Linked DNA regions of Homo sapiens: region 1 is linked to region 2. The links are chromatin contacts, found by Hi-C or POLR2A ChIA-PET in ENCODE. All regions are on one chromosome and are shown on one strand. Each heading gives the region's core, a stretch centred on a gene start or an enhancer-like site at or near the end of the contact. The rest is flanking DNA. Distances are from core to core; before and after follow the strand shown. Region 1 holds the start of SCAMP5 (secretory carrier membrane protein 5). Region 2 holds the start of EDC3 (enhancer of mRNA decapping 3).

What was found. A loop is a pair of places that touch in the nucleus more often than their neighbours do. ChIA-PET counts read pairs that join two places held with the same protein, here RNA polymerase II (POLR2A). Pooled maps may share reads with other maps.
Region 1: a pooled map shows a loop between it and region 2 (2.7-fold over the local background). The contact joins the promoter of SCAMP5 here to the promoter of EDC3 in region 2. A Hi-C loop is called at or near these places in 3 of 50 pooled maps. POLR2A ChIA-PET finds 5 or more read pairs at or near these places in 2 of 52 experiments (Caco-2 and H1).

What each region holds. Positions count from the first base shown.
Region 1 is chr15:74,992,877-74,996,826 of GRCh38, reverse strand. SCAMP5 (secretory carrier membrane protein 5) reads right to left here and starts at 1,264. Exons shown (of 7, transcript NM_138967.4): 1 at 1,154-1,264.
Region 2 is chr15:74,694,772-74,699,191 of GRCh38, reverse strand. It overlaps EDC3 (enhancer of mRNA decapping 3), which reads left to right and starts at 3,168. Exons shown (of 7, transcript NM_025083.5): 1 at 3,168-3,312. RefSeq lists an enhancer at 3,119-3,208.

The DNA of each region.
Region 1 (3,950 bases), core at 15-2,514, 300 kb before region 2:
AAACCTAAGTTAGCAAGACCTGTGTAGCCCCAAACAAAATCTCTCTGCCAATCATGCCCCTGCAAGAACCATCTCCCTCTTTCAGAGCCCTGCTCCGTGAGGCAGAACATGTAGGGGACAGGTTGCAAATTTCTCCAGACTCCACCACCCCATGGGCAGTCACATGGCTGAGCTCCCAGGCTCAGCCCCCAACAGCTGTGCTCGTTTTCATCCCTGTGCCTTTGCCCATACATTCTCCTGGAATGCCCTCTCTTGCCTCTCCTCCCACCCAAATCCCATCACCTCTGGAAGTCTCCTATTCGCTAGCTGTCGCCTCCCTTTCTCTCTGTGTCCCTGGGAAAGTCTGCCAGGCCCTCACTGATCTCCCCATCGGGAAGCTGGGACATTACTTGTTTAAGCCGCCTGTGACAGTGAATGCTCAGTCCGAGTCTCTACTTGGTTCCCCCAACCCACAGACCAGGAGCTCCCCGAGGCGGAGGACAAGGATCGGTTCACAAACACCTCACCTCCATCCTCGTGACCTCCGGCCAGCGTTGAAATGAGCCAAATCCGGCGCCCCCAACTCACCACCCAAAGCCCTGATGGAGCCCGCCTGGTGGCCTGGGCCAGCGCGCCCGTCGCCTCGCAACCCTGGGGCGGCTGAGGTCCGCCATCCAAAGGTCGGCCGCCCGAGGGAGGTGAGGGAAGTCAACCCGGGTCCACCTGCAGGCGCTAGTTGGAAGGAAAGGCCCAAAGGAAGCCACGGGCACCCCCTTCCAGTCGCCCCCATCCCCGGCTGCGCACGCCATCTCCAGAAGGCCGGTTTCCAGGGAACGCCAGGTGGGGCTGGCGGGGGGGATGGAGGGCCCAAAGCTCAGGCTCCAGATCCAGGGTCTGACGTCACCCAAAGGCCCAGTTCCCTCTGCGGGAGCCACAGATGGGAATGGGGGGGCTTGGGGGGCTCGGGGGGCCTGGGTGCGCCCTGAGCGCTCTCCCCCAGCCCCAAACAGTAAAGGTCACCTCCACTCCCACCTCTCCAGCAGTTCGGCCTTCTTCCTGCATCCAAAGGTGAAGTGTAGGAGGAACAAAGCTGCAGCCAGCGACCCCCACACCTCTCGCCCCGCGCCCAGCTTCCCTTCAAAGCTCTCCTCCCAGCCTTCATGCCCAGACTCACCTGCCGCGGCCGTTCGGCTGCCGAAAGGCCGCAGCGCTGCGCTGAGCTGCGCTGCACCCGAGCGATGCGGCGCGGAGCCGGCCGCGAGCCGCTCCGGGGCTGGGGGCGGGGAGCGCGCGCGCGCGCGCGCGCGCCCGAGGCCGTCTCTGCGCGCGCCCGCGCCGCCACTGCCTGCAGCAGTCACTCTCGCGAGACTTCCGCTCTGCTCCTAAGGCTGCTCCTCCTGAGCTCGCGAGAAGGACGACCCGGCCGCCCCGGCATCTTCCAGGAGCTGTCCGAGGTGCTAGTTCCCGGGCCCCGGCCGGATCAGGTGGTTGACGGGCACCTCAGGGACAAGAGCCTGGCGTGTAGGTGGAAGGAAGAGACCCAGAGATGGGAGCCTGGCACCAGCAGCCAGAGCCTCAGCTTCCATATCTGTAAACTGGGGAGAATAACCTCCTATACCTATGCCAGGAGCCTCTGGGACGTGCCAGAAAGGAGTGAGAAAGAGCTGAAAGCAGGAGAGTGTGGTGACTGCGGAAGGTCCTTCAGATCTGCAGGCGCAGGGGGAAAGAGAGAACAGAGGACGGAAGATCGGAGATGATATTCAGAGAGGCAAGGACACAGATCCACGGAAAGACGACATAGGAGGACGAGAAAGAAGAGCTGCAAACAGAGACAGAGACACACGGAGAGAGAGACTGAGATGAGAGCTCAAGGCCTGGAGAGAAAAAAGACATGGAAAGATAAGATAGGTAAGGGAGCATAATGAAGCAAGAAAGAGGCAAGAAATAGAGACAAATTACGCAAAGGAGCAGAGAGAGAGAGAGAGAGAGAGGAGAGGCTTAGAAAAAGAAAGAGACTCAGAAAAAGGAATGAAAGAGACAGTGATATGCAGAGATGAATACCAAGAGAGAGTAGAGGCAAGGGTAAATGTTTAAAAACCCAGAGCTTTGGAGGGTTGAGAGAGACCCACTTGGAGAGATGGGCTGGGAGTGAAGACAGGATTTTATTGTGATTGGTGTTTACATAGTAAACCTCCGTGGGATCTCTACAGGCAGGGCCAGGGCCACTGTCTGTCCTGCCAGCCAATTGCTCCTTCCCCTACACCATACACCCACCCTCCACCCCCCACCCACACCATCCTAGGCCTGGAAGGGGGCCTCAGTGGGTGGGAGACACTGCAGGGATTCTTTGCCTAGAATAAGGGCCCATTGTCTGGCTCCATCCTGCCAGGAGTGGGGCCTCACTCCCACAGCTGGCATGAAAAGGGGGTGGCAGTGAAAAAAGGCAGACAAGAACTAGTGTGGCAGAGGGGAAAAGGAGGGAGAGAGCCTCGGTGCCTGGGAAGGGCTGAGCAGGAAGCATCATCCTGCCACCAGGCCAACCAGGAAGGAAGGGTCCTGGGCTTCGGGGCAGGACAACTGGGTTCTGTGTCAGTCCTGTCCCTGGTTGACCCACATGCTGTCTCTCCCTGCTATAATGCAAGCCAAGGCTGATTTACAGAGCTGTGGAGAGCAGCCAATGAGATGACAACTGGGAACCTGTCGAAGTTATCAAGTGTGGCTGCTACAGGGAAAATGTTGGGAGTCCATGTGGGCCTCAGGAAAGATATAGGGGTTCACATAGGCCTTTAGGAGAGAGATCTGAGGTCCACACTGGGATCCACAAGGAAGATGTCTGGAAACCACATGGAATTTATAGGAGATATCTTGTGGTTCATGTAGGTCCTACAAGGGAAATATTGGGGTTCCCGTCTGATGACCACGGACAATTTTTCTCCACTCAGAAGAATCAGAAGGGTCTCCTATTTGATAAACAACTAACGTAGGAAGAGTGAGCAGGTCCAAAGTCAGAAGCCCACCTTTGTCCCAGTAGATTGTACCTTTCCTATTCAGGTAAATGGAAGGGAACAATGATCACTTAAACAAACGTTTACTTAATAGGCATTTGCTGGTTACCTACCATGAGAAGAAGCATACAGCAGTGGTTAAGAATATCAACCTAGAAGGCAGACCTTGCCCCTTCCCTGCAGTGTGAATTTGAGAAGGTACTAATCCTCACTGAACCTTAGTTTTCCACATATGTAAAATAAGGATGGTGATAATGGGACCCGTGTCTTAGGGTTCCTGCAAGGATGAAATGAATTAATACATGCAGACACATGTAACATATGGGACTGCCTGGTACACAGTAAGTATTTAATGATCTGTAAATAGATGGATAAAACAATTTTTAAAAATTAAAAATAAAGTATTTAAGCCAGGCACGGTGGGTCACGCCTATAATCCCAGCACTTTGGGAGGCCAAGGCAGGCGAATCACTTGAGGTCAGGAGTTCGAGACCAGCCTGGCCAACATGGTGAAACTTCATCTCTGCTAAAAATACAGAAATAGCCAGCCATGGTGGTGTGCACCTGTAATCCCAGCTACTCAGGAGGCTGAGGCACAAGAATCCCTTGAACCCAGGAGGTGGAGGTTGCAGTGAGCCTAGATGACGCCACTGCACTCCAGCCTAGGCGACAGACCAAGACTTCCTCTCAAAAAAATAAATAAATAAAGTATTTAAAGGTGCTAGCTCAAACTGCGTGGCAGGCACTGGAGACATGTCTTTGTTGTAGTGGAGGGCAGGGGTGAGAGAGCCTGTGCCAAACCATGCAGTAACACATTTCAAGCTTCTTTGCAGATGTGGAGAATGTCACATCTGCTCATATGCCATTACTCAAAGCAAGTCACATGGGTAAGCCCAAAATTAATTCATGGGGGTCAGGGAGGTATGCTACCCATACAGGATGCCAGATAAGTCACATGACAAATGG
Region 2 (4,420 bases), core at 1,919-4,418:
GAGAAGCCCCATCTCTACTAAAAATACAAAATTAGCTGGGCGTGGTGGTGCATACCTGTAATCCCAGGTACTCGGGAGGCTGAGGCAGGAGAATCACTTGAACCCAGGAGGCAGAGGTTGCGGTGAGCTGAGATCGTGCCACTGCACTCCAGCCTGGGCAACAAGAGTGAAACTTTGTCTCAAAAAAAAAAAAAGTCATCAGGTTATAAATCTATACAGCAAAACATATACAAGAGCTATATGAGTAAAACTACAAAACTCTGATCAAAGATATAAAAGAATTACATAAATTGAGAAATATTTCATGTTCACAGATAGAAAGAAAATATAGTCAAAATGTCTGTTCTTCCAAACCTGATCTATAGATTCGATGCAATCCCAATCCAAGTATCAGCATATTATTTTTGTGGATGTCGACAAACTGATTGTAAAATTGATATGGAGATACAAAAGACCTAGAAGAGCCAGCTCACTATTAAAGGAGAACAAAGTTGGAGGACTGATACTACCCAACTTCAAGACTTACTATAAACTACAGTAATAATGACAATGTGGTATTGGTGAAAGAATAAACAATCCAGAAGTAGACCCACATAAACGTAGTCAACTGATCTTTGACAGAGGAGTTAAAGCAATATAATGGAGCAAAGATAGGTTTTTCAACAAATTATGTTGGAACAACTGAATTTTCACACACATAAAAATGTATCAGGCCGGGTACGGTGGCTCACGCCTGTAATCTCAGCACTTTGAGAGGCCGAGGTGGGCAGATCAATTGAGATCAGGAGTTCGAGACCAGCCTGGCCAACATGGTGAAACCTTGCCTCTACTAAAAATACAAAAACTAGCCAGGTGTGGTGGCGGGTGCCTGTAATCCCAGCTACTTGGGAGGCTGAGACAGGAGAATCACTTGAACCCAGGAGGCAGACATTGCAGTGAGCTGAGATCGTGCCACTGCACTCCAGCCTGGGCAACAGAGTGAGACTCCGTCTCAAAAAAAAAAAAAAAATTATCTAGGCAAAGACCTTGCACCCTTCATAAAAATTAACTCAGAATGGATTGTAGACCTAAATGTAAAATGGAACACTATAAAACTCCTGGAAGACAACACAGGAGAAAACCTAACTGATCTTGGGAATGGCAATGACTTTAGGGCAATACCAATAGCATAATCTGTGAAAAATATAATTGATAAGCTGGACTTCATTAAAATTTAAAACTTCTGCTCTTCAAAAGAAGAATGAGAAGACAAGCCACAGACTAGGAGAAAATATTATAAAAGACGTATCTGATAGAGGACTGTTATCTACAATATACCCAGAACTCTTAAATCACAACAAGAAAATAACACAATGTAAAAATGGGCAAAATACCTGAATGAACACTTCATCAAAGAAGATATACACATGGCAAGTAAGTATATGAAAAGATGTTCAATATCATATGTCATTAGGGAATTGCATATTAAAACAATAAGATACTACTACACACTTACTTGAACGGCAAAATACTGACACCACAAAACGCTGACAAGGATGTGGAGCAACAGAAACCCTCATTCACTGCTGTGGGAATGCAAAATGATGCAGCCACTTTGAAAGGCAGTTTGGTAGTTTCTCCCAAAACTAAATATACCATCCAATCCAGCAGTTGCACTCCTTGGTATTTACCCAGATGAATTGAAAACTCATGTCTACACAAAAATCTGCACATGATGTATAGCGGCTTTATTCATAATTACCCAAACTTGGAGGCCACCAAGATGTCTTTCAGTAGGTGAATGGATAAACCGCAGCACATCCAGACGATGGAATATTATTATTCAGCACAAAAAAGAAATGAGCTATCAAGCCATGAAAAGACATGGAAGAACTTTAAGTGCATAAGTGAAAGAATCCGATGTGAAAAGGCTGCATACTGTATGATTCCAACTATATGGGATTCTGGAAAAGGCAAAACTATGGAGACAGTAAAAGGAGCAGTGGTTGCCAGTGGTTAGGGGACTGAGAAGGATAAATAGGCAGAGGACAGAGGATTTTCAGGGCAGTGAAACTATCGTGTATGATACCATAATGGTGGATACATGTCATTACATATATGTCAAAACCCACAGAATGTGCAACACCGAGAGTAAACTCTAATGTAAACTATGGACTCTGGGTGATAATGATGTGTCAAAGTTGGGTAATCAATTGTTACCAAATGTACCACTGTAGCACAAGATGTCCATGAGGGGACAAGTTGTGTATGTGCCTGTGTGTACAGGGGATATATGGGAACTCTGTACTTTCTGTTCAGTTTTGCCCTGAACCAAAAACTGCTCTATAAGTGTTCATTAATAACAGTAATTTTAAAAGACAAGGACCCCTTCTGACCTAGGGAATCTCTGGTGATGGAGGGGGAAGGGTGAAGCAGTCCCCTAGAAAGTGTAGATTTTACAAAGTTCTTCAACTGATTTTGTAGAGCTAGGTTTGGAACTGCTACCCTACTCTATGCTATTCGCCCAAGTAGTGGTTCCCAAACCAGGTGTCAGGCTTCAAGGCTGTGCAATATTCCTCATTACACGGTCTTGGCCCTAAACGCATGCTTTCCCGTCTCCCCACAAATCAAGACTCTAAAATGCCAGGGGTAGAAGAGCGGCACTTTCCTGTGTACTGAGTATGGGGGAAGGGAGAGCAGTCAAGCACGGACTGGCTGATTTTAACCCCCAAAAGGGCTGAAGCTGATACGCTTTGAAGATCGACCACGGCAGGAATATCTTGTTTTCTTTAATCCATCAGGGGGTTGTCGCACTTATTAAGTCCCACAGCTGCAGTTTAGCACGGAGGGGCTGTCACGTCACCAGGCCTCCCTGAAAGTCCTCCGCTCCAGCTCTGCGATTGGCGCTGGGGTAACAGGAGGGGAAGCGGGTGCTTTTCATCGAGCCTGCAAGAGGGGGGCCCAGGCATCGAGGCTGGGGAGTCGTGGGTAGAGCCCCGATTCCAGCCAAGACGCCACAGGACATAAGTAAGCGTGGAGGGCAAAATGACTACCCAAGCGCAATTCTGTAAGGCCGAAGGGACGTTCTTCCAACCTCTTAAATTTCCCGGGTGCCACGCCCCTCAATTGACGGCCCTGGATTCCAAGGTGTCGCGCCGGAAGTGACCTCACGGTGGTGGCGTGGAGACGTGGGGGCGCTTCCGGCAGCGGCGGCGGTGGTGAAGGCCGATGCTGTGGGGGTGGGCGTGGAGAGAATTCTTCTGTGGGTCCTCTGGTGTTGAGTGGTCGGCTTGGTGTGGTGTGCGGAGGAGCTCCAGGCCCGTCGGCGCGGAGGTGGGAGCGAAGGGAGGCTACTGGTTTGTGGACGGTCGTGGGAGGGGGCTGCCGGGGTTGCTTTAGGCTTCAGAGTTCCAGGCCTCGTAGACCTTTATAGAGGCAGGCAGGCAGGCAAGAGCTGGGGGCTTCATCGGATGAGCAGGGGACCACGTACTACGGGCGGCCCCAGGAGTTTGGTTTGAGGTGGAAGGCTGAGGACTGCAGGATTCTAAATAGTATGGGGATTGTGTGGGGAGTGAGGCATTAGCTGCTTGGGCCCTTAGTCCAGCCTTGTTGGTGGCTGCTGCAGTTCTTTGGCTCACTCACTCTGTTCTTCGTGCCTCAGTTTCCCTTTGCATAATGAGATACGGTGGCAGAGAAGAACGCCAGTGCCACATCCATGACTGATAGCTTGAGGACGGAGATGAACTGGAGGGTAGAAAAAGAGGATGCCTGAGAAATTTATACCTACCAGGTCACATCTTCGAATCCCAGGAAGTTATCCCTGGATTCATTTCTGCCTTTGATGCAAGTCTGTGGTTCTTTTCAGTACACTTTGTGTGATATTGATTGTATGTATCAATACTTGACTTGCTGAGTGGTTAAAGTGTTTTGGTTTGTGGGAGGCATAGTCCTTGTTGGCTTGGTCAGTTAATTTTCAGTTAATCTCCCAATAGCAATTGCTTCGCCTAACTCTTCAATTGGGAGATTAGTTGAAAATCAACTGACCAAGCCAACAGTCTTCTCCTGTGGTTACAGGTGAGGAACTCGCGACCCAGAATGGTTTTTCTTCTCTTCCTTCGCCACAGACCAAACCGATTTCAGTCTGCTGTCTCAAATACAGGTCTTCACCCCACCAAAACAGAAATGGCTGTCTCCAAGCAGTTTAGTATTTCAACTGGACACCCAGATGGATCCTAATCTTTTTTTTTTTTTTTAATGAATGGCAGATTACGTGTACTGAGCACAAAATCCTCTTAGCTAGTTTCTCTGTATGATGTAAAAACATGACATTTTGTTTATTACCAATTTCTTGGTAGAGCCTCCTTGGCATAGGGCTGTGGGGCTAGAAAAGTGTCTCAAAATTTTTTACCTGTGACCCACAGTTAGATATATTATACATCAT